5 separate regions of the Mus musculus genome follow, and regions 1, 2, 3 and 4 are each linked to region 5. Evidence: chromatin loops called from intact Hi-C (ENCODE). Cell type or tissue: gastrocnemius. All regions are shown on one strand. Each heading gives the region's core, and the rest is flanking DNA. Links, peaks and the distances in the headings are about the cores only. Region 1 overlaps Acvr1 (activin A receptor, type 1). Region 2 overlaps Acvr1c (activin A receptor, type IC). Region 3 overlaps Acvr1 (activin A receptor, type 1). Region 4 has its middle 36 kb from the start of Gm13546. Region 5 has its middle 90 kb from the start of Upp2.

Region 1 (6,077 bases), core at 546-5,545, 190 kb before region 5:
GAGCAACAGTGCCCGCTTCAGCGTCCTGCAATACATGCTGTGGGAACCCACAGGATTTCCAGCAACTCTGGACATGTGACCCATTCAAATGCCTGAAAATCTCCTTTGAAAGGACTAGTTATATGTCTTGGGAAACTTAGAAGCGAAACCTACAGCAGGTTTTCCTGATGGATAAGTCATTCTTTCTTAAGCTCTATAGAGTTTTCTAATCAAATATGCAAGGAAGGAAACAGAGCTAAGCTAACGCGCACATTAGAAAGGCTACGGGGCTGTGCGTGAGGAGTCAGTAGGAAGAATGGGGGTGGGGGATACTTGAGCACCAAGAGCTGGGCATTGTCTACTATTATCTATTCTGCTATGTCCACTAAATGTCTATCAAGTGATCTACTTCGGTTGCCTTACAAACTAAAGGTGTCTAATTGGAAGCAAGCAAATTAGGACTATGAAGAGCCAAGTGTAATATCTGTAATGAAAAGATTCTAATAATATGTGGGTCATTAAATTGGTACTTATAGGTGTGTGCGTGGGTGTTTCTGTGGATGAAGATTCTCATTTTTTTCAGGTAATATATGAACAAGCAGGTCACTAAATTAACACCTACTTATCATTTTTCCATATGAACTGCAAATTAGAAAGGAAACAGGAAAAAAAATATATATATATTTCACTTAAAACATAACACCAGAGTCGCACATTGATTTCCCAAATGAGCATACTGGCAAAAGGCTGCCAGTTAGTTCATTCATGAAGTTTTCTTTCACACTCTCAGCAAAGGCCCAGCGGCAGGACCCGGCCTGGACTATCTCTAAGGCACAGACAGCCTTATAGCCATGGTGATGGTGGAAAGATTAACCCAGCCCAAAGTTCTTCCTTTCCCAACACATAAACTGGCCCATTAAAGCAACACATAGATTTCTGTGAATTTCATCTTCTCTCCTTTCTGTGGAGCAAGACCGTGAGATACTGTGGATCAGTAAGATTACCAAAAGCTAAACACTCAACATAAGAAATTCAGAACCCCTAAAAGTCACAAAAGGATAATCAAGAAGAAAAAAAATGTGATGAAATAGGCTTCGTGTCTCCCCAACAATTCCCTCTTGCCCTGCTTGGTGACTCTATTCGTTCAATTATTTTTGAGGGAAAAAAAAAAAAAAAACCCTCTGCACATTGAGCTGTTGCTTTTCCATGAGGCATAGTTTTGGTTCTAATTAAGTGTGCAGATTTGGGAGATGGGGCATCAGGCAATCAAGCAAAGACTAATAAAGACCTACCTACCTCAAGTTCTGAAGGCCCAGCCGTGGGCGAGCTTCAGCAAGGTTACTCTTTGTCAGCTCACATAAATGAACATATTGTTTAAATAAGCAAATAAGGACATCTCGTTATTCCTTACTGTGTCATTATATGGTGACACTCTGTCAGCTGCGTGGCTGGGCTGTGTTGAGAAGACTGTTATGGCGCAGGCTTTCATTCCCATTTCAAAATCCTAAAAGCTATTCAAACAGTAATTTACACTAGATATTCCAATTACTGCCCTTGGTAATTAGACATGCTAGCAGCTCGGAGAAACACAGTTCTGACTAATCTACATTAGCATCTTGCTTTGCCTGTCGGGAATCATCGTCATGTCTTTCTGCTACAAAAATCTCATAAACCCCACCTCCTTTCCCCTACACCTTAAACCAGACTTCTGGACAAACATTTCATGGAAACAAGGTACACCCTTTCTCCCAGTTCCACCACATCACAACTCAAATTGGTATGCAAAACGATGTACACAGGCTAACTTGTTCCTCTTTCATTCAAACAGAACCCTGATGGGACAGGAATCAGGGCAAGACAGTTCCCAGCCTGGATCCAGCATTATTAACGTACTGACACCTGACTACAGGGGGTACCTATGGCTGCCCAGGTCTAGCATGTGAGCCAAAGATGACCACTGCTTAGCGTACATCTTTTCCAGAAAAGCAACAAAAGGCAGTTGTAGAGGAAGCCTAGCTACAGAATTCCCAGGCACTTACGGACTTGTCAGGTAGTGAAGCCAGCCTGCGGGCATGACGATCTGGGATGAGGAGGGAGCAAAGCATTAAACAGCTCTGAATCACATTACAAAGATAACTTGATTGACTTGCGACTAGCTAGATTGTGACAAGGAAAGAGCTGATTTGGTTGTGTTGTTCGCACCTAACACCCACAGAGCTTTGTCTTTTGCAGAGAAACCATGTAGTATCCATGGAGAAGGCTGTTACTTTATTCTTCTGCACTCTATAGTAGGCTGCTTATGGTGAGTGACCTACTTCCCCGAGTTAACTAAAAGTTTAGAAGAGTAACTAAAGGAACACTTACAGTATCGTGCTATAGCTTTAAAATGCAGGAGTAATTTTAAATTTTTATTGCACATATTTGTTTGCTTATTTGTTGGGGGTAGGGGGAAAGCCTTGCCACGGTACATATTTGGAAGTCAGAGGACAGCTTGTGGGAGTTGGTTTTCTCCTCCTACCCTATCAGTCCTGGGGATTAAATTTAGGTCATTAGGCTCAGCAGTGAGCATCTTTACCCTCGGAGCCGCCTCACGGGCCAGGAAGAAATTTCCAAATGTATAAATAATAGCATCTTCTATGCTGAGGAAGTAAACTCGGGGGGGGGGGGGGGGGGTTCCTAGCACCAGGTAACTGACTTTGAAAACTTATCAAATATATCAACAATTTTATTGTATGTTGAAATGATAAAAGGTATAAACGGTTTGCTTTTCCCCCTATTTACTTGTTAAGCTGGCTACTCAAGCATTTTAAACTCTGTATGTGCTATGCCCAGTTGTACTAGAGGACCCTGGTTCAACCAGCCGACTACTCGCCACAAGGGGGCAGTACTGGAGCATCAAAATCTTAATGGCTACTTCTGGAGATGTCAAGTCTCTAAATTATGGCGGATGCACATAATCTAAAGGGAAAAGGATTTCTTAATAATAATGAAAAGATGCTTCCTTTAAAAAAAATGTTTGTTGTTACAAATAGAGTAACTGAAGACCACCACGTCAAGTTCTTTGAATCTCTGGTCCACCAACTATTCTTTGTCCCTTTTCCTCACATTCTCCAAAGAAAAGTCACCACCAAGGATCTACTAAAATCTCCTAGCCCCATCCCTTAAGTGCCTGTCTGAAACGGATGTCCTTGGCTTTTAGCCCAGTGACTAGTCACCATACATGTCTGCATAGTCATTGTTGGCTTTGCACATTCAAAACAAGAAAGTGTCCACCTCCATCTCGTTATTCGTAGGCCTCCCTCTGGGGTCACAAACTCACCGCTAGAGTGCTGTCTCCCACATTGGTGGTGATGAGCCCTTCAATGGTACCATACTCCACGTCTCTGGGGTTCAGGCGCTCTTGATTGCGTCTCTTAAACTTCCTGAGAGCAACTCCAAGGATGCAAGCTAAAAGACATACTGCAAACACCACCGAGAGGATGATAAGGCCAACTTCCAGGTGGAAATTCTGTGTTCCGGGGAAGGACTTCCCTGGAGAATGGGAAGAAAAGAGTAAGTAGGCGTGGAGACCACAGTTTTCTTTGTTATTTACCAATATCTTAGGTAATGGCTCCTGATCCCGACCAAACCATCTCACGTATCAAAACAATTCACAACTAAAATACTTCCTAACATTTAGACAATGGCCCAGACACTCATTTAAGTGATCAATTAAATAGAACTGGGGTTTAGAAAGGATTCCACCAAGAATCAACTGTATTTTAATGCATGAATGCTTAAGAGCTTCTTAAATATAAGAGACACATAATCCTTGATGTTAACGCTTATGAACGTGGACTTCAGATGCAAAGATGCTTTTCAACGAGCCCTGATGAACAGCCTCTATACTGTAATATCCCAGTGAGAAAGCGCTGATCTCCTCCCTAAGCTTGACCTGTCTCAGAGTTCCCTGCAGCCATCCACTCTCTACTTAAAGGTTCCTTTATATTGTTTCTTTAACTCCCCAAGTCCTGAGAATCAGGCCGGTGCTCTATAGTGCATACCATCTGTATAATTATTCGTAAAAGTGATTTAATAAGTGACAGATATTGTGGCCTCTCAAATAGGACATTCCTTCCAGGAAATGTCTTCTGTGAAAACACTGGGTGTTGGGAGAGTGAAAGGGCTCAGAGGGTCTCAGGAGTTGCTGCAAAGCCTGACAGCCTGAGTTTGATCCCTGGAACCCACACAATAAGAGAACCAATTCCTACAAGTTGTCCTCTGACATGCTCAACACACATGTGCAAATGCAGGGCCATGTGTGCCTGCGCTTTCGCACACACAAACACAACCAAGTCAACACATAAGTAAAGGTGTTGCGTAGTGTGCAGCATAATGTGTTCGTGAGGATCTTCACACTGCTGGCAAGGTTTTTGTGTGAATACAGATGTTTCTTCCTGTCCATCCCTTCTTTTAGCAAAGGATTAACTCAGTGAGCATAAGGAAATGACCTGTGAGTTAATTACTCAAATAGCCAATCCTTTTTCAAACCCTTGTGTTTGATCCTATTTTTATATCCCAATGTAGCCTGTTCTATCTACCCAAAGGGGGTCATAGTAACTTCAAAACTGCCATGTGACCTATTGGTCTTTTGGTTTCCAGCCTCTTGCCTCCTTCCTGCCTTGTGACAGTCCTAGCAATGAAGGCTGTGTGTGTCCTCTCTTATCCTATTTGTGCTTTCCCTCTTCCACAAGGACAAAATCATATAATTAAACCTATTAAGAGGTACTGTACATTACAAGAATAAATTTGGCTTGGGGTGAGCCTATATTAATATTGACAGTAATGTGAGATAAGACAATGAGAGTTCACCATATGAGAAAAAGAGTTTCAGAGGAAGACCGACTTCCAAAGGGTTCAGAATCCATAAGAAATACATGAGGGGAAATGGCATAACTTCAGGGCTCATACACACCCTCATCTGACTTCTGTTTCAGAAGGCTAGGGATCTGATTTGGAAGGGTGGGCAAGGCTTCCTTCATCTTCTTCTTAACAAGGGAAAGGCACTTCACACAGACACCAAGCTAGTGTTCCTACTTCTCTCGAAACACACATGCCCCATACACCCATTTGTGATGACCTGCAGTCAGCGAATCCGTCCCCTTCACCCTTCCTCTGGATGCATGTCACATCACTCACTTTCCCCAAAACATCACTCTCCTTTTCAATCCCAAAGGCCATGCCTTTGTCTTCCTCACCCAGAGTGACCTTCCATGGCCCAGCAGCTCTGGCTCAGCAAGTCGGAAGAATGCTTCTGGCTACGCAGATCCTTAACCCACACAGACTTGGGGCAACCCTCACAAAACCCCTTGATCTAGTAATAGAAGGAGCCATGGGAACCTTTAGTGGGCAGCTGGGCCGTGATGTTCCTGTTACACCAGTCCCCTTGGCAGCACTCCACAGCCTGGCCAGGTGACGGCGGGGTCTTACACGTCATCTTCCCCTGCTCATAAACCTGAAAGCAGCCCTTCTGGTAGACGTGGAAGCCATCGTTGATGCTCAGAGAAGAAAAACACTGCTGGCCTTCACAGTGGTCCTCGTTCCCGCAGGAGAGGCCCTCACACACACACATGTAAAGTTTCTGGTTGACCTTGGGCTTCTCATCTGCAAAGGAGAGGTGAGGAGGAGAAACAATTCAGTTCTATGAGCTTCGCCCCTTTCAGAGTTAAAAAAAAATCCAAACAGGTTTCCCTAAGATCACCCCAAACCCAATCACAGAACCATCGACTCTGACCAGCGTCTACACTCCAGATTGTCACTCAAACAATAGCTCCATCTCAGTCTATGAATGTATCTGCCTTACGTTGTGCATCCATCCATCCTCCCGAGGATTATGCTAGCACAGAGAGTGGCATTGTGATGCCCAGACTCCTGACATGGAGTCCCTCTCCCATATCCATAATTCCTGAATCTAAACTAAATATTTGATGGCAACATAATGCCTGGCAAAGTTATTTTATACAAAAAGTGTAGGGGGGGGGGGGCTCCTAAATAAATACTTGGCAACAGTTAGCACCAGTTCCTGCTAGCTCTGTACTTGTAAGCAAATGATGTTTCAG
Region 2 (6,077 bases), core at 369-5,368, 360 kb before region 5:
GCCCTCTTCTGATCTCAACGGGTACCGACTTACATATGATATACAATCACACAGATATGCACATAAGGATACAAAATCTTTGGATCATTAAAAACATAAAATATTGGAAGAAAACCCAAATAGGTTTCAAAATTCATTTTCCTTCACTTCAGGCCAGCAAAGGACAATCACTCATCTTTCATCTCTGCAGTCAAGATCTACGCCAGTGGTGTGTGTCTATGAGGACATTAGATGCCAGTTCTTCAAAATATCGTCTAGGCTATCTTCCACCAAAGGGAGTCCTTTCTGTTAGAAAGATGAAAGTCTCCCTAGCTCACAGCAGACAGCCTTGCTCAGGCAAAGGTTCTTAACAAATTGATGACGAAGGACAAGCTACATGTCTTTGTCCCAACGTCTTCACTGGGGTAAGCTCTAATGTATTCCACAAAGCAGCTTTGCTTGCTTGGAAAAGATTAAGAAACACATTTTGACCTCGTTGAAGGTCTCATCCATGTTACCAAAACAGATTTGAGTGAGGCATAGAGGTATTTACATGCATAGAGCCTTGCATCGTACAGAATACTCAATTTAAAATTGGTTATAAATTTTATGTTCAATCTCCCGTTTCATCCTTCTGAAGAAATGTTTCTCATTTAAATCAGTGTACTTGTTTCTGGAAGCTAGAAATGTTTCTTCTATTCAATCTCCAAAACACAAGTTTGATTTCTTGGAATGTTAGAGTTAATTGAACTTAGAAAAAAAGTAAAAGATAGCACCTTTCACTTTCTGGTGTGAGGTGGGGGGATCCTGCCTGGCGCAGCTGTCAGGTGTGCACCACGCCCTTCAGGAGAGCTGTGAAGGGACTCATTCCTGAGATGGTGGAGCAATCCCATAAGGGACCAGGAGTGGTTTCTCATGCACACGTGACCTCATTCTGATTATAAGCAACGAATTTGTGTCTCAAGCAGAAAGCCAAAGTCAGAAGACAATGATGGACGTAGCACATTCTCTAGGAACATCTTCATTTTTCACAAATCAGAGTATATTTTCAAATAATTGATATTTAATAAAAATTGACCTTTTGGACAGTTTCTCTGTCTTCAGATAAAAACCTTTCATTTCACGAAAAGTCTCATTTAGACATGTCCCTTATGAGTGGGTGTCACACACCTCACAGGACTGATACAAATAAGTCTTTTATTTTTTCTTTACACAATTAAAAATAGGACAGGGAATAAGCTTTGGTCAAAAAATTATCGAAGCACACCCCTTTTACTGTTGTACCTAGTACTTTTTTTAATTTAAAATGACTACTTAAATTAGTGAAAAATAAGGTAGTTGTTTTAAAGTAGTACGTTGTAAGGTAGAAGGGGGAAGTGAGACATCACAGTTCCATTGCCTTTATGCGGCACTATATTTTGGTAGCAGACTAGAAATAAAGATTGTATAGCTTGAAGGTTGTTGGTGGTGAATAGTCTATTTCCATATGATTAGCTGTAATTAGTGTAAGCAGTTCCTCCCCCAATGAACCCTATAAACTGACTCCTCTAGCCCAAGCGGCCTCGCTGTGTGCTGCTTGAGTTTTCACAGACTGTAGAGTGCTTTTGACATGCCTTGATAGCACAACTATTTCTCTAGGTGTTCTCGATATCAGTACTGAGAGTCACCAGAAAACATTTGTTAGAAACTGAAATGCAGGCTAGCTATGGGGTGGGGGGGGGGGGGGGTTGGTGGGAGGGAATCTAAAACTAAGTATGTTTGTTCCCATAGGAAAAGATTTTCTTAGATATTAAGGAAAAAAGTAAGATATGAAATTGTACTAACCTGAACAATTCGATATATTAAAATAAGAAATATAGGGGATGAAGAGATGGCTCAGTGATTAAGAGCACTAGCTGCTCTTTCAGAAATCCTGTGAATTCAATTCCCAGAAAACACATGGTGGCTCGCAAAAATGTGTGTGTGAGAGATCTGACGCCCTCTTCTGGCATGCAAGTGTGCAGATAGAGCACTCATACATTAAATAAATAAATAAATAAATAAATAAATAAATAAATAAATAAATAAATGAAATATATTATGCTAACCTGTTGATTTGAGGAATTATGTGTGGCTTATAAGCAGCATAAATTCTGTCTCATAGTTAGTTCTGGAGGCTCGGAAGTCCAGAGCCAAATTGCCATCAGATCTTGTGTTTGCTGAAAACCTGTGTTCTGGCTCATGCTGACACCTTCGTCTGTTTTCAAATATTTCATATGTTTCAAACGAACTGCCTCAGACATCCTTTATAAGGACATTGATCCCACTCCTGAAGACTCCACCCTCCTGACATAATTACTTCCTCAAAGGCCCCACACCCCAGTAATCCTTTCAGATTAGTCTCTTGAAACAAACATAAAATGAGTTATGGGCTATTTCCTCTGAGTCTGTGCTTTGAAGAGTCTAGGTTGGAACTACCTGTCCTTGGAAGCTTGGCAGGGTTTTCTGGTGGATCCTCTAGGGAAACTTTCTCTAAAGGAGTGTCTTTAAATTACTGACTCAAGTTCTTTAATACCACAGGACTATGCTCATTGGTAAACTGTAATTTTACAGACAATTATCTCCCTATTGCAGGGTCTATTAATTAATATTAAGTTAAATAATATTAATTGATTGATTATATTGTGCTTTATTTGTTAAATTCTCCCTCTGAGATTGTAGACATGTCTTATATTTCCTTATGCTTGGTAATGCACTTATACACACAAGAAAAAGAGATTATGCTCTGGATTGTACACAATTTGATTCTTTTTCTTCGTGTGTGTGTGTGTGTGTGTGTGTGTGTGTGTGTGTGTGTGAAGTGCAAGCCCACAGTGCTACAGTGTTTGAACAAACCATTTTTAAACTCTAGCAACTCTTCTGCATTAATGTTTATTCTGTCTGCTAAATATGCTAATTTACTTAGCAAAAGTAAATTATCTTCATTTAATGTATATGTTATATCTTCTCTATAAGAATAATTTTTAATGTTTGTGTAAGCAAGTCTTCTACCTTGCTCTTCACTATTGAGAGGATAATGTCCATCTTCCCTATGTCTCTTCTGAGTTTAGTTTACCTTTTTACCTCTGAAAAATGTAAGCATTTCCCTTTGTGTTGGTATCCAACAGTTAGTTATACAATATGTCAGGGCTTTCTTCTCACTTGTCCTGGTGATATTTTTGAATTTCTGAGATTCTTGGACTCATGTTCTTCCTCCATGTTGAACTATTAGTTGTGTAGACAGCTCTTCTTCTCAAAGATATTTGTTTTCCTTTCTTTTGTTTTGTTTTCTCTCTGCTCTTTTGTACCATTATGTAAGGCCTACCTGGTGTTAATCTTTTCTATACTTGTCTTTTTGTTACTTTGTCACCTCTCTTAACTTTTTCCATCATTTATTATCTATACAGTACACAGGAATCAATTTCATTTAGCCTGAATCTTAGATTTATAGCTCTTCAGTTGTTAAGCCTATTTCTTCAGCTTTTAATTTCAATTGTATATTTTTATTAATGTTTTCTTCTGCTACTACTCACATCTACTAGATCACTATTTTATGGCTTTTCATTCTCTATACTTATTTTCAAATTTGCTCTTTGTTTCCTTAAACTAAGGAGAGCACTGAGTCTATAGTCATCCTGTTAGTTCCCTGTACATGCATTTTTCTATACTGGTTTCTATGTTTCTAAGACTTATTTAACTTTTAATGGATATGAGTCCTTGCCTGCAAGGATATATTGTACACCTGCATACCTGGTACCCATGAGGGCCAGAAGAGGGAATAAGATCACACAGAATTGGAGTTATAGACAGTTATGAACCACCATAAGGATGCTAAGAACTGAACCCCAGTTCCCTACAAGAATATGTCTCTTAATTGCTGAGCCATCTCTCAAGAGCCTGGTTCTTCCTTTTGCTTTCTTATACTCCCCTGTGTTAATTATTCTGCACTACGCACTGGTCATGTGCTTCTCTGCCACCTGAAGGCCTGATGTTGAAGTACCTTCATCCTGAGCACATGTACACTTCCTGCCAGGAGGCAGTTGGCATGGTTGAAGTTTTCTGAAACACAAGAAAGTTTTTTTTTATATCTGGAGGGTCCTGTATCACTCCAACATACTAACAAGATCCTGAAGTCTGCAAGATAGCCAGTCCCTGCTTACAGTCTATCAGGAATGGTAGCATTTCTTTTTTTTCTGCTCTATGTAGGACTAAACTAAAGGTCTTACATAGGGTAAGAAGGGGGTGAGATTATATGATTGGTTTAAACTTACATCAAAGAAAGAAACTTAATATTTCATTTGCATATTGTCAGCTTCTATTAGATTGCCTAATTTGGCAAACTATGCTTCCTGACATTTATCACTCTTGAAACTTGAACACCCTAATAACAAAATGCATTTGCTTCATTAACAATGGGAGATCCACGTGAGCCAGAAGACAGCAAATAGACAGATCAGAAAGTTTAGTAAGAATGTCCTCACTGGTCAAGATACTCACAGGACAGCGGCATCATTCAGTTCCATTACTTAAGAAACCACAAAAGAACTCACATGATATGCACTCACTGATAAGTAGATATTAGCCCAGAAACTTAGAATACCCAAGATACAATTTGCAAAACACATGAATCTCAAGAAGAAGAAAGACCAAGGTGTGCACACTTCATTCCTCCCTAGAATGGGGGAACAAAATACCCGTGGAAGGAATTACAGAGACAAAGTTTGGAGCTGAGATGGAAGGAAGGACCATCCAGAGACTGCCCCACCCGGAGATCCATCCCATAATCAGCCATCAAACGCAGACACTATTGCATATGCCAGCAAGATTTTGCCGACAGGACCCTGATATAGCTGTCTCTTGTGAGTCTATGCCAGTGTCTGACAAATACAGAAGTTGATGCTCATAGTCATCTATTGGATGGAACACAAGGCCTCCAATGTAGGAGCTAGAGAAAATACCCAAGGAGCTGAAGGGGTCTGTAGCCCTATAGGAGGAACAACAATATGAACTAACCAGTATCCCCAGAGCTCGTGTCTCTAGCTGCATATGTAGCAGAAGATGGCCTAGTCGGCCATCATTGGGAGGAGAGGCCCTTGGTCTTGCAAAGATTATATGTCCCAGTACAGGGGAATGCCAGGGCCAGGAAGCAGGAGTGGGTAGGTTGGGGAGCAGGGGGGGAGAGGGTATAGGGGGCTTTGGGATAGCATTTTAAATGTAACTGAAGAAAATACTAAAAAATTGTTTAAAGTTTAAAAAAAGAAACCACAGATTCTATTACATCCCAATTTCTTATTATCATGTTCAATGAACCTCTTTTTTATCACTTATGGTGTTATTATCTAATTTTCTGATGCCTCTTAGTTGAAAACATCTTGACTAATCTCATGGGTAGAAAATTGTATATGGCCACATTAATGAGCATCTCTTTAGCTATTAGTGAGGTTGAGCACTAGCTCCGTACTTGATTGCTTTGGAACTTCTCGACCTCTATTGTAAATTTTCTAGTCACATCCCTTGCTCTTTCCTGGATTTTCCCTTTAGAATCCTTCTCTCTTCCTTTCTTTAGTCACTCACACAGAGCACACAGGCGTGTGCACACACACACACACACACATACACACACACACACAAGCATTTTCTAAATAAATCTATGTCACTTTTTTCTCAGTCATATATACTACAAATAGTTCTACCCGATATTTATCTTTTAGTATTATTTATGTTCTTTTCTCATTCACTTTATTTTAGTTTTCATGTACTCAATTATATTTGTCTTTTCCTTTTATAGATCTAAGTTTCCTGTCTTATTTAGGAACAGTTTCCATACTATAAAGTCATACACTCTTTTCTTCTAAATTTGCCTCTGACATTTAAAATTGTTCTGTATGTCACAATTAGATATTTGATCAAGCTGTAATTTATTTTTGTATATGATGTGACACTTGATACAACCCTGTTTTCTTCCAGATGGATAGATATTTATGCCAGTATCCTTTCAAAACTAAGTCATTCTAGAGTTTTCCATCTTTGCCAAGCTCCTCTTTAGATGGCCACGGGCACGCTTTCTCGTATTGTATACA
Region 3 (6,077 bases), core at 603-5,602, 210 kb before region 5:
TCACTAGTTTCAAATCTGAGCTTAGACAAACTAATCTGTGGTTGTGATTTTGTGTGTGTGTGTGTGTGTGTGTGTGTGGTTGTGTGTGTGTGTGTATTCATAGGAGATGAGGGAGCAGGGAAAGAGAACAGATCAGCTTAGTCACTGTCAGAAAGTAAGACTTACTTTAAAATAAGAGACACGATACCCTTATCTCCCCTTTAAAAAGAAAAACCAAACTTCTAAACCACATCATAGAACAGGAGCCCAACCCACGGCATCTTAGGAAATAGCTAGACGCCTAAGCCATGATGCAAAGAAGAGACCAATAAATCACAAAAACAACCAAAACACTCTCCCATCCACGGTTGTTTTTTTTTTTTTTTCCTCTCCCAAAAATAACCTTAATCACAGGATCTAAGCAAGCAAACTAACATTTGTTTGGCTGAATTTTAAGCAGATGACTCTAACTTCAAACTGACTACTATTAATCACAGTTGATCTTTCAAGCCATTTGGGTTGACGCCTGTGACACCAACACAGGGCACATCTGTGACACATTCTTACAAAGCCCACAGCACATGTTCCAGTCTAACAGCCAGCTTGGCTCTGGGCTGCACCCCCAAATCTAGAAACTAGCTCCCACACTGGTCTACGGACACCAGCTTCCTCTTCATGGAGGAGACTCCATCGCATGGCTTCTGTGGGCACTGATCCTGTAAATGCTCTCGTCAGGATAATCCAAGCAGAGTCAGATTTTCCCCTCAGCTCTCAGGCAAGCACAAATGACTGGGGTGAGGAAATGAACTCCCTGTGCAATCTCAGGCAAAGTTCAGAACTTTATAAACCTGCTAGGCAATCCCTCTGTCGAAAACTGGTCTCAGGCGCCCCTGTGGCACCAATTGAAAGGCGGTGGATTGAGAAACAATCACCAGAAGATGTTCCAGGCTCCATAAAAACGAACTGTCAAGTTCATGGACAACTAGCCTGAAACACTTGCCATGATGCCCATAGAGGGTGTGTTCAAAGCAGACACACTGAAGTCACAGGGAACCCTTACATGAAGACATACCAACTTCGGCTATTGAAGCCGTATCAAATTTCTAACTCCATTTCTGCCCTAGAATCTCTCCTTTTATTATTAATTTATTTGTTATGTGTACAGCGTTCCGCCTGCATGTATGCCTGCAGGCCAGAAGAGGGCACCAGATCTCATTGTAGATGGATGTGAGCCACCATGAGGTTGCTGGGAATTGAGCTCAGGACCTCTTGGGAGGAGCAGCGAGTGCTTTCAACCACTGAGTCATCTCTCCTGCCTCCCCAGAACCTCTTAATCTCTGGCCCTGTTAGTCACAAAGATTATAATTACACTACAAATCTCAGTCCTTGGGAAAAACCAATCACAGATGTTAGATTTCATATCTTCTTTCTAGAAGACTTCAGATCTGGGATTCCAGGGTTTCTCAGGCTTTTCAAAATGGCTCTTGAAAAATGAACAAAAATTTAAGCATCATTTTCTTCTCTTTTCACGGGGTAGTTTTAGAGCTATATTTTCTAGATATATGAAGTTCATCAAGTTAGTTCAAGGAATTCTGCTATGGAAATCACTCTGGGTTCTTAGTGTCTGCCTAAGCTGACAGAATAAGAATTAGTGTTCTCTAAATCAATGCAAAGCTTCATTATGTGAGGTCCACTCAACTACCTCATGGACAGACATGAGAGAGAGCTAGCTTCAGGTGGCCCAGGTTAAAAAAAAGTGACAAACAGTCCACGCCTTTAATCCTAGTACCTGCAGGTAGGGAGAGTCAGATCTCTGTGAGTTCCAGGCTAATGTGACCTACGAAATGAGTCCCTGCATCCAAAGAAAAAGTAAGGGAGGAGATAGTGAGGGAGGGAGGGGGAGGGTAACAAATGCTTTCCTTTTGGCTAAGACAACACCATTTCATAAAATCACTCAACAGATCAATAAGAGCTACTTAGCCATGGTCCTTGAATTTAAATTTGACCCATTCAAAAAGTACTGAATGCCTTCCAAATGTGTAAACAGACTTTCTTTCAGTAATCCAGTAAGAAGAAAAAAGAATTCTTCTGCAACAGCAGGACGCTTCCATAAGATTCCTCTTAAGTTAAATCTAGCTTATGGAGGAACAAAGAGGGAAGGCCAGCAAGAAGAACACTAGAACAGGGAGAGAAATAAGGAGCAAGAAACCCAAACAAAAACTGAGAGAAAAAAATAGTTCTTCAGTTGTCATTTCCTCTCATGAATTTCGAACAGAATGCCATTACACACTTAACCCACTGTAAGTCGCGCAAGTATGATTTGATTCGGGGAACGATGCAGCTTCCAGAATCCCCCATGCCTTTTGACCGTGCAGCATTAAGAAACCGTGGATGAAAATAACGTCAGGCACTTACCATTGCTCACCATTCGCCTGGCCACTTCCCACAGAACAAGGCCAAAGGCCCAAATATCGACCCTCTTATAAGAATCAAAGCAATCCACTTGGATGGTTTCATCGAGCACTTCCGGAGCCATGTAGCGCTTGGTCCCCACACGGGGGTTGTTTCCCACATCAAGCTGGTTTGTGCTCTGGGAATGCATGACTGCCAGGCCTAAAGGGAAAAAGACAACAGGGTGTTTAGTTATTACTGCCTTTCTCCTACAGGGCAGTTGATGGAATTTAAAACAGCCCCGATCCAAAGCGCCCTCTGGTGGTATGTGCGACACTGACGGTACACCTCGACTGTCCAGACTATCCCCAGGATTGCTTGGGACTTTGGGAGTGAGAGCAGGAACAAGGACTAATTTCAGGCAGATTGTGAGGCTATAGAGTTAATATATGAGGCTCTACAAGATAAAGGCTTTGTGAGGCCATTGTTTGAAGCACATGGAACAACAGGCACACACACATTACATGTGAACTCTCAAAGTCCATCACTTCTCCCACTTGTCTCCTAGCACAATTGTTTGGGAGCGTGAGCCCAAAAACCTGAGCAATTTACTGTTCCCAAAAATGGCAAGCTAGGATAGGCTCTGCTGTATCCCCAAAGGGACAGCCAGAGCAATCAGGCTGTCTGAACCCATGGGCCTTCCCCTGGAATCATGGGAACAGACAGCAGTGGGCTGAACCCTGACTTGGAGAGATCTGCTCCAAGAGCAGATCTCTCCAAGTCAGGGTTAAATGGTTCCAAGGCACTTAAACCGTGGCTCATTTCTGAATTCCTCAGTCAATTAGAGAGACCTGCCATTTCCCCACTAACCACCGGGGGGAAAGACAGATTTGTGCATGGCTTACTTGAGGATGGAATTATTTATTGATGCATAAATAGACCGTCTTAGAATGATTGCGGTAACACTCAATATAATGAGAAGTGCCAAACAGGACCGTGCCCCTGCAAACTGTGCAATCCAAAGGCGCCTAGAAAATCCCTCCAGCTTATCTGTAGTGAATGAATTCTCCAGACCGGAGTTTTGAACACATGACCAGAGAGCACACGACATCCCAACGTTCACCTTGAGCAAAGAGTTTTAGCAACTGCCTTCATCTAAGACAGGCTGTTTCCTCTTTCTCTGATTTGGCTGTTATGAACATTTTCCAAACCGTATCCATGTTCCTCTGCCATCTCTAGAACTACACTCCAAACATCAGGATGCAGTAAAGATGCAGCTGAAACAGACACAGTCATGGCACCTGTCTACGGTTTTGGGCTGGTCAATTAAAACTATGACAGAGTGACTGTGTGCATCTTTAAAATGAGGGCACAAAAGGAGGAACGAAAGTTTACTGATTGCTTTCTTCTTTGGCTCATTCATTATGCTAAGAGGCCAGTAAAGAGCCCTGTGGAGAGGCAGGCATGCAGGGCACTGAAGCTTGCTGCAAAGGACCATGCGATCTACCACACTGGAACCAGCTGCTTTGGTGACAGCCAAGGCTTCCAATGACTAAGGCCCTGACCAACAGCTTATCAATGTGCACCTGCAATCCCAGCACTTGGAAGGCAGAGGCAGGAGAGTTTCTACAAGCTTTAAGACCATTGAGTTCCAGGTCCGCTAGGCTTAAATAGTGAGACAATATTTCAAAACAAACAAACAAACAAACAAACAAACAAAAAAACACCTTAAGATGCTAGGTGCTAAGTTTTACAGAGGATCCCTTACAATAAAGAAAAATTGCAATTTATAAACCTTGATTGAATTATTATTTGGGAAAGCAAAAGAAAAAAATAATTGATAATTATGGTAGCACATACTTTCGTATTGTACCACTCAAGGGCTGAGGTCCAAGCTAGTCTGGGTTACATTGTAAGACTTCAATGATTTTTAGATGAGATTAAACTGTGGTTTTGGAAAAGATATACTTTGATATGGGGGGGATACGTTTTGAGATATTTAGTAATAAAGTATTATAATGTCTCTCACACATTCCAAAACTAGTAAAATTCCACAACCACAGAAGGACAAGATGACAAACTTTTCTCATTTCAAATCTAGGAGCCATTATAATATTTCTTCAAACCTTTTATGTGATGTTTTCTTTTCTATGCAAGCAAATTTTTATTTTTTAAATTTTTTATATTTTTCTTTTTAAATGAAAAAAATTAATAAAAAATGTATATGCTTAAATGTTTTATACCAAAATGTTAGAAAGATCAACCAGATATGGTCCTTTTAGCAGCCCCGATAACAGAACACTGTTCCTAATGGGTGATACTGAATTTCTAGGTAAACCATGGAGAGTTATAGGTGACTTTAAGCTATAAAGGGGCTGTGTCATAAGCAACATTACTAGTTTCCCATAGTGAGTAGGTAGTACCAATTTGTATAGCAACTAACGTATCTAATTGGAAGGCTTCATGGCTAAGAAATGTGGCCAAATCATTAACTTGCTGAACTTCCCAGCAAAATCCCCCATCTCCCTCCCTCATCATTGAGTCTCATAAACCACAGCCAAGATTTGCCCTATTGCACGGTAACGGCAGCCCACACCGGAGTCCTTTCATCTGAGATTGTTCTAGCACTGCCCAAATCCTATCATAACCCTGTGAGGTGGGGCATGGCTGTTGCTGACTTACCTGAGTAACTATTATGTAACTATATTATTATGAAGGCACCAGTAATGTAGATGTTCAGAGCACAGCATTAAGCACTAGAGCCCTCCTTGGCTAAGACCTTTTGACCGCTGGACAGAGTGTAAGTAATGTTAGCCCTTGAACCAGGTAAACACATAAGTAAAAAAAAAAAAAAAAAAAAAAAACCCATGCAAAAACGAAGTGTAAATGGCAGAATTCACACACAGATCACCCTGACTCTAAGAGCCATGACAGAGGTTGTATGAGTTTGCTTCATCACAACTCAAACAGCCTCACAAAGCTTCGGGAGCAGGCTCTCACCCTTGCAAAACACTATAAAGTAATTCTTCTACATGCAAGCAAGGATTCAAAAGTGCCTCAAAGGAAATGCATCTTCCTAATATGTCAAATTCTCTGTCTTTAAAAACCAAACAAAAATAAATTAATCTCTTTATACAATGAAAGCTAAGTCTCTCTAAACCTTCAATGGGGGGGGGGGGGTCTCACCAGTCAATTAAAATGAATAAGCCACATCATTCGGTTCTTATCAGCACAATTATGCAGCCAAAATTCTAGGGCTTTGGGGTAGGTTTTATTTTGCAGAATTGCTACTATTCATGAAGATTTTCTTATGTGTGGAACAACTGAGGCTCCATCAGCAGACCCGAAACCTTGGAGAGTGGTGGGGGTCCAACTCGTCAAAAGGGTGAGTTATCTCACAGACTACTGTCTCCAGTTGATAACTCTGCTTTGGCTATAGAAAAAAGATGCCTTCATGAACAATTTATTTTTAAGACAAACCATTCCATGAAATACTTAGTCTTGCACTTACTTTCAGGTAAAAGTTTGTGAAATCTGGAAGCAACCGTATTCGTTGCTGGTAAGGGTGGGTCAGGGCCTGAGCTAATGAGCTTACTCTAAAGTCTACAGAGACTGGGATTCATAGCTTTTGTCAAAACTCTGAAAATACAAGGTTTGGGTGTTTCATGGTGTTTAAATTGGACCTGAAAGGGGGAAAAAGAATGAAC
Region 4 (6,077 bases), core at 433-5,432, 470 kb before region 5:
ATCTTTTCTCCTTGATAAACACTTGTTGTTTGACTGTATAACATACCAAGGAGTAAGATATCAATCTGTCATTTAACACATATGCGCGCGCACACACACACACACACACACACACACACACACTTTGTTAACATAGAAACTACTATTATTCAATTTCAACTGACATACCAAAAAGATTTTTTAAAACAAATTCTAGTCTGGAAGAGGGGAGAAGGGAACTCTCCCACACTGTCGATGGGAATGTAAATTGGTATAGCTATTGTGGGAAACATTGTGGGACTTCCTCAGAATAGCCAAAAATAGTACTCTTGCATGACCCAGCAACTGCACTACTGGGTATAGCCCCAAAGAAAATAAGGAAATGAAATCAGCAGGCCAAGGAGCCAAGAAATCAAAGCAGCCATGGTTGCCATCAACAGATGAATGAATGGACAAAGTGCAGTGTGTACACACCATGGAATGCTATTTGATAATAACTAGAACAAAGCTCTGTCATTTGCAAAAACACTGGTGAAATTGGGGGACATTGTGTTAGGGGAAATAAGCCAGAGATAGATGGTAAGTGTATTTTTCTTATATACAAAAGTTTGAACTGATCTGAAAGAAGAAACAAAGAAAAAGCAAGAAAAAATTAAAAAATACAAAAATATGGTGGATGCTAGAACCTGGAACCTGGAAGAAGCCTGGGACAGAGTCAGTGGGTAAAGGGTTGAGGGGTTCAGTTGGACAGGCAGAGAAACTTGGAATATTTGATACCACAGTAGAGCAACCAGTTGATGATATCCAATTGCTTTATTCAAAATAGCTAATGGAAAGGATTCCGAATGGTACCCCACCCCCAAAAAACAAAACAAAAAACAGGAGTCGATGAGCACGTGAGTCATTCCAATCAGATCGTTAAACATTGTAAAGATACACTAAACTCCTACACTGCATCTCACAAACTTGTATGATGAATAAATAAATATATATGCAGAAATAGTGGAAACAAAATGCAGAAGAAAAACATCAGAAAAGATGTTCTGCTTATTTCCTTCCCAACTCGCTGAATATGCCTATTGTGTTTTCATTTATTTAGACAGATACCTGAGTGCCCAATATTCTGTGTGTTGAGATCATATCATTTCTTCGTATCTTCAGCAACCTACTGTTAACACTTTGTTGAACACATCAATATAGCACTTGCTGAGGCTGACAAGGTGATCGATTATATTTGGCTTGACTCCTCAGTTGGACATCTAGATGGGAGTTTAAGAGAGCTTTCATTAGAGAGAGCTGCTAATGAAGACAACAAAATCAATTAAACAAATTAAGTTACAAGCCGATCCATTGCTGTTATTAAAGAATGGCTATATTCATGCCATGGTCACTGTCAGTCGCTCATCTCCCCTAAGGTGGCCAATAGCTCGGGAGTTGGATGATATGCTGTCTGCTCCCATTACAGAAACGCCACTGACACACTGAAGCTGTGGAGCTGGATTGGAAGGTGAGGAATAGCCATGGGCCCCAAAGCTCCGAGAGTGTCAGCTGAAACCACTTCTCTCTGGTTTTAAAGGAAAAAAAAGAAAGCTCAAGAGCAATCTAGGAGGAAGGGGGAAAGGACATCTTTGGAAGAGACTGGCTGCTGTAAAAACGTTATTCTTGGAATTGATCTCATCAATTTTTAATAAAAGTGAGAAGTATAGACATGCCTACACATTGAACAGAACATGCCACGATTAACAATGGATAGTAAAGTTTTCTATCTCTTCAGCCTTTACCGAACAGTTATTTTTAGGGCATCTTGCTTTCTTTATACTTGTTTAGGAGAGTTGTCTTATTCCCTAGGCTTATATTACTATCAGAGTCCCTGTTTTACCCAAACTGAATTTCAGGGTATCACTAATTCCACAATGTTGCTAACAAGGAGCACTTACTACCCTGTGTGAACAATGCATTCTGGGATTGCTTAAACTCCACAGCTTGAAAACAGAAGTTGTAGGTCATGAACTTGGAGATGTAAGGAGAAGTTTGCTTTACAGCATGCACACATTCTGTTTGGGAATATTATCTTTAAGAAACTTGGAAAGAGCTGGGCAGTGGTGGCACATGCCTTTAATCCCAGCACTTGGGAGGCAGAGGCAGGCGTATTTCTGAGTATGAGGCCAGCCTGGTCTACAAAGTGAGTTCCAGGACAGCCAGGGCTATACAGAGAAACCCTGTCTCGAAAAACCAAAGAAAGAAAGAAAGAAAGAAAGAAAGAAAGAAAGAAAGAAAGAAAGAAAGGAAGGAAGGAAGAAAGAAAGGAAGAAAGAAATGAAGAAACAAAAAAAGAAGAGAAGAGAAGAGAAAACAAAAGAAAAGAAAAGAAAAGAAAAGAAAGAAAAGAAAAGAAAAGAAAAGAAAAGAAAAGAAAAGAAAAGAAAAGAAGGAAACTTGGAAAGTAGCCAATGTCTGTCTTGCACTCAGCAGGGGAAAACACAAAGGTGCTTCTTGAGGCCCCACAGCAAATCCACCTCTTATTCCAGGCAGACTGAACCTGAGAGAGCTTTAGCGCCTTGGAGAATTAGTTATTTAGCCCAGGCTCTCCAGCAATTTTTCCTATCACATCAAAACACTTTAAAGCCTATTATGGATTCAGTTTTGATTGTGTACATTTCTTTAGAAGTGATGCCATAGAGAGTTTATCATGCAAGGGATGCATCTGATCCACAGAGATGTTCTTCTCAGATACCCGGCAATCCTCTGAGAAGGAAGACATCACGGAAGTAATGCATTGCCTGGTTAATTAAAACCTCGTCAGCATGCAAGCAAATATTTATTCTCAGATAAACCTAAACGCTTCCTGATTTAATTAATTCTTTATATGGCAATGCAGACTCATTTTGCTAGCCACATCCAGCAGAGGGCAGGATGCTCCCACCAAGGGCCAGCTGGCTACAGCCTCTAGTCAGAACACTGCAACTCTCTATCAGAGGAAAGAACATTTTCCTGGTCTTGGGAAGGTCCTCAATTTCTTGTAAGAATCTGAGTAAATCTGTTATCAACTTGAAAACAGAAGTTGTAGGTCATGGACTTGGAGATGTAAGGAGAAGTTTGCTTTAGAGCACGCACGCATTCTGTTTGGGAATATTATCTTTTAAGAAACTTCCAAAGTAGCCAGTTTCTGTCTTACTACAGAAGGTATGTAGAGAACTGATTTAGGGTTCTGTGTGTATGCTGCCTTTGTTAAACCTGAGTTATTCTTGGCACATGTCCTGCCTCGGTCCTACCACTCTCCCTATTGTAACTTGCCCTCTGCCCTTAGACACTCATAGCAGCTCCCCACTGGCTTCTTGTCTGATGCCCCTTCATAATCCCTTGGATATGACATGAGATCACCACTAACTCAAATTCCCCTCTTACCAAATGTAACTCAAGTGTGAGAACATGAGTGGTTCTTCCCCTTGTTTGTGATATAGATCACTAGGGAAACATTTTTGTGCCAGGCCTTGAGCACCACAAGGTTCTGAGCATTTATTCTATTCTAGGTAGATACAAGACAACACAGATGTCAAACAACAAACTAGAAGTTCCTTGTTAGTACTGTACACACTTTTGGATATGGGGGTTGTCTGGGAGGACTAGGCAGTTGGAGAGGATTTTCATCTTCCTAGGACATCCCCATCCATCTCTGAGGGAAGATAGAAGCAAATTTACTTTCAACTGTATTATTTCTGTATACTTTGGGTACTGGAAACTTCCTTTAATGAGAAAGTAATGCAAAAAACAAGCCCTCTAGTCATCAAAAATCACAATGACAACAAGAAAGAGAATTAAATACAAGTTGAAAACCATTGACCTAAAATATGTTTGTGAGAAAAATCAGGGCATGCAGCTCTCCCCAAGAGTGCATCTAGGGATGAAGCGCTACTACATTCTGTTAAGAATCCTCCCATTATTATTGAGTTTTTATTATTATAATCATCCCCTAATAGTCACCCTTTCCTAAAATAAGCTAAAGTATTGGGACCGGAGTAATATGTGGCATTTTGACAACTGTGAGAACCCATCTTTTGCACCCAGGAACTTTGTGCAGGAAGGTGATAATTGACCAGTCTCTCTGACCACTGGCTGGTATATCAACACATCATCCAGAGTGCTTTCAACACTTCTTGGATGCCGTGAAGAAGCCTTCATCCTCTTGGCAGAATGTCTTAATCCATCCTAAATGTACCAGGTAGCACCAAGCTTCATCAACCCGTTGCAGGTATTTCCACCTGCAGAGGCTCTAGAAGGCCCAGCTCTGGTTGCTCCAGACCCTATTACACTCCTTCATTATGTCAGAAAGAGGAACGACACTTGCTTTTAGTGGCTCAGCAACATAGCTGAGATTAGCAGAAGAGGGTATGCCTATAGGAGCTTGTGGATGATCTGATATAAGATTTGTATTGATAGGAGTCAATGTTCTACTGTGATCAGTGAAATTGTAATCTATGTATAGCCACTCTTCTGGCTATGAAAAACTCCTCCTGACTTTTTCCATTGGTCTTAGAGGCTACAGTTCTATGTACTATCACAAATATTGTACCTTTAGACCCTACCAAAGTCTTCTCTCTAATGGCCATTTGCCTATTTGTGAAACTTAGAGGCAGAGCAGGCTGAACTGATTACAAAGAAGACAAGACTGTCAGCTTTCAGCTCTGAAGGTAGCAGCAGGGGAAGATGGAAGAATTCCTCCACTTCCACTATAAACCACTGTAAACATGGTTGTAATTGGGAGCTGAAACTGAAAAGAAGCCCTTGGAAGGAGAGGCTATGACAAGCTAGATATCACAACCAAGGCTACAAGGCCTGCGAGCTTCAGTCACCAGAAGAGTTCAAAAGAGTTGTGAGGGCTTCAGAAGCCAGGGGTCCTGACACCGACGCTCAGAGGCTATCAAGTTTGCTGCTGGCCAGAGCAACACATCACTGAAAAGATGAGACGTCAACCTGAAAGACCTCCCAGTGGCCAGGACTGGGAAAGTGGGAGGACAACAAAATAGTAACAATACTGGATTATAAATCAAATATGTGTGTGTGTGTGTGTGTGTGTGTGTGTGTGCTCATGTGCGTGTGTGTGAACTAATATTAACAAATGATGGAATATATAAGGAAGATGCATTGAGCATCTGGATCAATAAGCCTCTTGCGCAGACCAAGACTTTACTCGTCAAAGTTTAGGATCATGAGCATCTGGATCTGGAAATCCTAGCTTCTAGAACTCAGAAGTACCAAAGGTAGGACCTCTGCCATCTTGTTTATCTTTGATAGAACCTGAATATGACCTGATTACCAGCTAGCCATTTTTACCATCAGTACTATGGAGATCGAGCCTGAAGAGAGAGTACAAGTCCAGAATCCAGACTTGCAAAAGAAGGAGGTGAACTTAGAGTTCTAGTTAGCCTTTAAACCCTAAGGCACAGACACTATAACACTGACCTTGTGGACAGCTGTTCAGAGACACCTGCAATCCCCTGTAGATCTTCATTATGCCACCACCTCTCCACCCACCTTTACCAGACCTGACATCCAGAACCAAACAGTTTAGACTCCCTCCCCACACCCATATTCCTTGCACACTGAGTCTTCTGGGGCGCTCCAGCTGCCCCAACCACCTGCTATTCCAGCTGGACACCAATTTTCCTGCCACCTCTCAGCCCACCTTCATCAGACCTGCTGATTGGGAACCATGCAACCCAAGGATACCTACCCATCAGAGACCTGCCACACCAGGATCATCAAGGTCATACCCCTTAAAAATACCTACAACAGGAACATTCAGGGGAAAAAGCCATCCAAAAGGCTAACAGCCCTCAGAAGAACACAATTCTCAAAAGCTAGGTCACCTTCAGTGCACAGAACTACTACAACATACCCTGGATATCCCAACACAACCAAAGCACAGGAAGATAACCTTAAATTCAAACTTATAAAGATGATAGAAGCCTATAACGAGGAAATGAATAAATCCCTTAAAGAAATACAGGAAAAAACAAACAGACAAGTTGAGGCCTTTAAAGAGGAAACAAATAAATCCCTTAAGGTAATATAGGATAATAAAAATAAACGGGTGAAGG
Region 5 (6,077 bases), core at 453-5,452:
CATCAGGCATCAGAGCTTCCCAGGGAGATGGAAGGATGGGACCTGTTGGGATTAGAGAGGGGAATAGAATAGCCCTACTGGGAGGAAAACAGTGGAGGCAACTGGAGGGAGATTTGTTACTACAGGGGCCAATTCCATAAGCAAAAATATTGAGAACACTCGAAACCAGGAATTAGTAAGGAAATTGTACATGTAGAAAGACAGCTGAGCTCAGTGGTTTAGGAAGGGCATTGTAGTATTAATGCAACCTCAAGGCTCTCAATATACACAGAAGAAAATGTAGAACACACACACACACACATACACACACACACACACACACACACACACACACCACACGTGACTGAAGGATATGTGCACGCGCACATTTGCATGTTGTAACATTTCTCTAACTTCCAGATTGTCTCAAAACAGAATACGGGAGAAATAATACTAATTAATTGAGGACATAATAGAACCATATGGCACTGTTAAAATAATTAAAGGAGACAATACACATGGCAGGTATAAGGCACATGTAAACTCTGCATAGTATTATCATCATCCCCTGGGAGGAAAACAGATCAAATTCTACTCTGCATCTTGTTTTCACCAAAACCAAGTCTTTTCACAATGGCACATGCTTTGCTTTTTAAAATTAATAGATCTAGCATGTGTCTTTTACTGTCTTACTTTTTATAATTAGGAAAAAAAAGAACCGTGTGTGTGTGGGGGGGGGGTATAATCTGCATTAGTGTCGTCTGCCGATGACTCATAATTTAATTAATTCTTGTTGCTAATGGAAACCTCTGGTTGAATAAGGCAAAGTTGTATTTTAGTAGCAGCACTTGGAAGTGGATGGAATAAGAAATCTATCCAACACCAAATCTATGGACATAAGGGTATCCGCACCGATCTTTCCAACTTTTGTAAATCTCTGAATCAAAATACTGAGTAATAAAACAGCTGTCAACCTTTATTTCTTCCATTTATGTCAAAAAACAAAATCCCTGCTTAAAGTCTGCCATGGTCAGACACTACTTAATACGCTGCTTAGGCCATTGTGAACAAAACACTCCCTCCCTGTTAGGGAGCTCTGTGATCGATCGTCACGGTGGGGGACAGATAATAGACATAGGCCCTGCTTGCTTTCCATGTTGCCTGACCCTAAACCGTGTACCACACCTATCCCTTTTCTACTTAAAGAAAAGATTTTTTTCGTGGCTTATTAGCTATTTGATTTCCAGCAGCCTTTTGAGCCATGATTTTCACGTATCGGAAGTAAAGATCATCACTATAACATGATGGTACTTAAACATGTGAGATGAGTGGTGTGGAGCTGCTTGCTTAGCAGGTGCTGGAGAGAGACCAACACTCTCGTATGTAAACAGCACAGGTCTCGGTTCCTATTACTTCTCAATGTAAGATAACTGGGGTTCCTTTGGCGTGTAATGAAACTGCTTCATTCACTGGGTTGAGGATGCTACTGTTGATCTGTGATGCCTTATCATCGGGCTCAGACACTGCCATCTTGCCAGTAGGAACAGGGAGTCCACTCTTCTACTGGATTTCCGTAGAACAACCCCTTCCTCAAGCCTGTCGCATTCTCCCCTCCTCCCTCTTCCTTGATGATTTTAGTATCTTGCTATACAGCTCAGATTAGCTCTTAACTTGTTATCCCCCTGTCTCAGCATCTAGAGGGATGGGATTATGGGTGTGTGTTCTAGGCCCAGTTTACTGTGTTCTTCTTTTTCTCCTACACAGAAGCTCATGGCTTGAGTGGCCACTCAGCTGTCTCACGGGGTTTCCTGAATAGCTCTTTCCAGGGGCCAGGCTCTTACTGTGTTCTCCACAGCCCACTAAGTACAGTCTTGGCTGTGTGTGCTGCTGAATATTTCAGTGAGACTTTTTATTATATTTATTTATTCACTGGAGCTGAGAGGGGCACCACAGCATAGGTGTGAAGTTGGGAATTCCTTCCATTGTGTGGGTCCCAAGGATCCAACCTGAGTTCTGGAGCCCTGTCAGTCTTTTCCTTTAGAGGACTTTGAGAAGATTATAGGCCAGGCTTGTAATCTTCCTGCCCCTGGGAATTAGTGTTATGAGCCACCACGCCTGGCTAACTGCACTCCAGTCTTCATCCTAAGATCACTGAGATACGGGCAGGGAAATCAATAGGCTTAATTGATATTTTAAGAAGGATTTTCAGGCTTCTCTGTGAGGAGTGAGTATCCGGGTCGAGACTGGAAGGGAGATCCAACTGTCTCCCAGATTGAAACTGCACACACTGGGTCAAGTGGTTTGGAGCAGCTGGGCGAGCCTGTTTGGAAGCAGAATTAGGAGGTAGCACTTACTGGTATCAGCAGCGGAGGAGTGAAATGAGTGGGTGACGCTTGAGGTTGAATATTTCTGTAGATTTATGTGACTGCACTACTTATTAGAAACGGGTAACTGCGATACTTAATAAAAACCCTACTAAGAGCATGTTGCATGTTTGATGTTACAGTGATAGTGGAGGATTCGTGGGTGAGCCTCAACAACTAGGTTTGCAGTGTAACCCCTGATAGCCTCTGCAGGTCCAGAGGCCCTCAGATTCTACGACAGACTCCTAGGCCTTTGCAAGCCTCAGTCTCATGTACTCCATGAGTCTTCTTTATGCAAACAAGCCTCTTATCTCCCAGCTTCTAAAGTTGGTTCGTCTTCTACCTCAGGAAGACTCCAACGGGGAACAAGCTGCTATCCCTGCACCCCCAAAAAAGAATTCAACCCAATATCTAGACTCTTCGGTGGTATAGTGTGTGTGTTCAGTTTGCAAACAACAGTTTACACTCCCCCAATCCCCACCACACACCACCTCTTTGAATTCAAGAGCTTAGTCTGTTTAAGTCTCAAGTTCCCACTGTGAGGCAGAGAGCACTTAACCCCTTGCAGAATGCAGCCTGTGCTTAGACCTATGAGAACATTACCTTCTTCTCCAAGAACAGGAGATATGTACTCCGCAGTTTTACAAATAGAAGGGTCATTAGCATTGACACCAACCAACCAACCAACCAACCAAATAACAAACAAACCAAACAACCCTAAAGAACTGCTTTGGCAAATAACAACCTCAAGGGGGCGCCCTACCCTGCCACTCTGGAAACTCCCCCCCCCCCCAACCCCCTTCCGGGATTCCCACTCTTGCTCTGAAGTCAAGACGCCAGACAACTGGTCTTATTTTGAAAGAACACAAGAGTTGCTTTCCACCTCAGTTAAGTGACGGGATTCCTGGCAGGTTATCTTTCAGGCAGACGAGAGGTTGATGGATCTTCCTGGGAGACAGACTTTGAGCTATAGAGAGCCATCATGCGATTGACCACTATCGCAGCTCCCGTTGTCCCATTGCTGTCTCCACATAATGGGAGTCTATGACCGGTATGGATTTCTGTTGGCTTTCTTCTCTGATGCTGGCCTTCAGCTTCGGTTTGTCAGCCTCTCAGCAAGTGCAGCAGGAAGCAATAACAGCTCCTTTTTTGTGTTTGTCCCCTCTTCTCTGCGACCCCCGATGGGCAATGCACTGAGCACTTTACATGCATCGTGGCATAGCCTTGTGATGATCATTCTGTGAAGTGCTAACATCACTATATTTGCTTTACACTTGAAAATTGCAAAGTGTGAGCAATTAAGTCCTTTCTTTGCGGTGACCTATTTACAGTAAGGGTTTGCGGCTTCTTTCTGCCTTGCATTCATTTTTCTTGTCTCCTTTGCTTCTTTCTTCTGGCTTGTGCTTCCTACTGCCAGCCTTTCCATTCAGCTAACTTTGCCTGACAGATGGAGCTTCCTCAGTTCTCAGGTGCCCTGAAGGTTTCCTGGCAACCACCTGGTCTTGAGGTCCTCAGCTGTCACAGCAAGCACTCTCTGCTGCCCCCACCTGGCAAACTCTAGCACTGACTCGTTTCTTGGCCAATACATTTGTAAGAGTTTTCCACTTTTAAATTTTCATTAGTAAGATGCTTATATGCGGCTGTTTAAATTAAGATAGGAGTGATCAACTTCTAAGGAAATACAGCCTGCAAATGAATTTAAAAGGATGGAAGCTCCCCGTGTGATGGGGTACATTGGGTCTCAACGCAAGTTAATGGAAAGTGAAAATGTTCGCAATTCAGAATTGGCTTTAAGTTTTCCTTGTGATTTTTGGAGCGACTTTGCATTGTTTTTAGTGTATTTCTTCTTTATGACTTTATACTTGAAACTTTGCCAGAAGTTCCTGAAAAAAATTTAATCTAAAGTGCAAATTTACTATTTTACAAGGAGTCATTACTTTTGAGCTTATTAGAAAAAAAGCCAACTCGAGGTCAGTAATTACCTCACAGAAGGCTGAGTGCTGCTTGTTTCTCTTGTGTGCCAGGCCTAGAGTAAATGTTCAGAGCTCGTTTGCTGATTTAGAAGGAACACACAAGTGGTTCTTTATGAGGTACCGAGAAGAGTTGAAAGGGAGTCTTATCTGACTTGGGTTAACCCTAGAATTTATTTTAAATACATGGTTGTTTGAAGACTTTCCTCACTAAAATACTGCACAAGAACAAAGAACGGGTATCCTGCGCTCACACGGCTAAGGACTTTCTAAAGCATTTGGATTTCTTACCTACGATTAGCTCAGTTATTGCTAGGCTGATCAATAGGCACAACTCTGAGATCAAGAGCAATTCAGAGCACTATTCTCCCTTCAGCCCATGTTCATTGTTTACCGTTTGAATGAGACCTGTAATCAGCATTATTTACCAATCTTTACAGTGGAACTTTAAACCAATGGTTGTTCCTCTCTTCACAGGTATTAAATACCATTTCAAGCATCCTTTCAGGGATTCTGGGCTTCTTAACCAAGTCCATTTCCCCAGACTTTGCAGTCCATGGAAGGAACATTGAACCTGAAAGAGTCTTTGAGAAGTATTTGTTATTTAACTTGAGGCAGCTGTTCTTAAAAAGTTACACAAGTCTATAAAGTCTTTAAAATAGATTTAAAAAAAACCAGTTAAGATCTAGCCTTGAAATACATATAAAATACATACTAGGAATTTCCTTTGACATTCTTTGCTATTACAAATACTATTATAACTAACAATTCATCCAATTATAGACAATTAAATTAGGATTCAACTGCTAAAAATTAAACACATATATTTGGTGGGCTCTCTGAGCCAAATTGCCTTAGAAATGTCATTGTTTATTGCCGAAAACTCTAAAGCATGTATATAACTGTAGGAAATACTGAAAGCAGTCATCTTCCCCCCTCCTTGTCCTTGAATTTTTGCCAAGTATCATCAAATATCAGATACACACTGTAATAGCAGATTTGCTTGAATGTCACTATTAATCTAATCTGTAACCTTTAACCTTTTGTTTGAGGCATTTCAGAAACTTTACACAGATAGCTAATGTCCAGAACAACCAGAGCCAAATGCAATAATCTTACAGTTGAAGGACAGCCAAGGCACACTCTTTCTGAGGATGCTTTTCCTTGGAGCCAATATGAAGATGAAAAATGGCTTTTGTGAGCACAGTCGTCATAGAAAAGGCTTTTTTTTTTTTTTTTTTTTTTTTTTTTTTTTTTTTGTCACAGTGCTGGGCAGATTTTTCAAGCCAAGGGCACAGTACTGTACTCTTTGCAGGTCTATTTTTAGGTTTCCATTTCTCAACAGGATGCTCTGGGTTTTGCGTTAGCGACACGCAGGCTGCACACTGTGGTGGAAGGAGCAGACAGCCTGCTCTGTGCACTCCCCACACCCCAGGATCCATGGTCACCTGGCCATAGCCTATTTTGTGGTCTTGGGGATCTAGTGACCTCTTCTGGATTTCCTAAGTGCTCAGCACACCTTAGGTTATCTATTAGTCACACATTGCCAAGATCTTGCAGTATGCCTCATTGGGGTCCAACAGGGCTTGGAGAGTGGTTTAGTTTAGGTTGAGAGGTAAGAGTCCCAATAGCAAAGGCACCCTGATTGGAAGTACCAAATGCTGTTCACTTGTTTTTAACATGAAACACAGAGGGCATAGACATCTGTAAATTAAGTAAATAAATGCATTTCTCTTTTACATCATGGCACTGCCACTGAAAATAT

Evidence for each region. Peaks named below come from ENCODE experiments on the same cell type or tissue, not always from the same donor. Only the 100,000 strongest peaks of a DNase experiment are listed, where the experiment ranks them.
Region 1: a loop joins it to region 5, with 10 times the contacts of the local background. A loop is called at or near these places in 36 of 42 quality-filtered maps.
Region 2: it touches region 5 in a loop (2.5-fold over the local background); 2 of 42 quality-filtered maps call a loop at or near these places.
Region 3: it touches region 5 in a loop (5-fold over the local background); 2 of 42 quality-filtered maps call a loop at or near these places.
Region 4: it touches region 5 in a loop (8-fold over the local background); 21 of 42 quality-filtered maps call a loop at or near these places.

Annotation. Positions count from the first base shown.
Region 1 is chr2:58,474,307-58,480,383 of GRCm38, forward strand. It overlaps Acvr1 (activin A receptor, type 1), which reads right to left. Exons shown (of 12, transcript NM_007394.3): 5 at 5,359-5,622; 6 at 3,299-3,510. Among named protein-coding and RNA genes, the nearest start is that of Acvr1, 89 kb to the right of the region's middle. In gastrocnemius, for the core only: a CTCF peak has its summit at 2,858 (motif pointing right); DNase peaks (open chromatin) are centred at 2,859 and 5,397.
Region 2 is chr2:58,302,313-58,308,389 of GRCm38, forward strand. The region is part of intron 2 of Acvr1c (activin A receptor, type IC); the gene reads right to left. Among named protein-coding and RNA genes, the nearest start is that of Gm13544, 29 kb to the left of the region's middle. In gastrocnemius, for the core only: no CTCF peak of the experiment used is centred there; no DNase peak of the experiment used is centred there.
Region 3 is chr2:58,456,491-58,462,567 of GRCm38, forward strand. It overlaps Acvr1 (activin A receptor, type 1), which reads right to left. Exons shown (of 12, transcript NM_007394.3): 10 at 2,395-2,592. Among named protein-coding and RNA genes, the nearest start is that of Acvr1c, 100 kb to the left of the region's middle. In gastrocnemius, for the core only: CTCF peaks have their summits at 1,179 (motif pointing right) and 2,684 (motif pointing left); a DNase peak (open chromatin) is centred at 2,678.
Region 4 is chr2:58,196,744-58,202,820 of GRCm38, forward strand. No RefSeq gene overlaps it. Among named protein-coding and RNA genes, the nearest start is that of Gm13546, 36 kb to the left of the region's middle. In gastrocnemius, for the core only: a CTCF peak has its summit at 2,879 (motif pointing right); a DNase peak (open chromatin) is centred at 2,894.
Region 5 is chr2:58,661,774-58,667,850 of GRCm38, forward strand. It overlaps a transcript of Upp2 not described here. Among named protein-coding and RNA genes, the nearest start is that of Upp2, 90 kb to the right of the region's middle. In gastrocnemius, for the core only: no CTCF peak of the experiment used is centred there; DNase peaks (open chromatin) are centred at 3,497 and 3,862.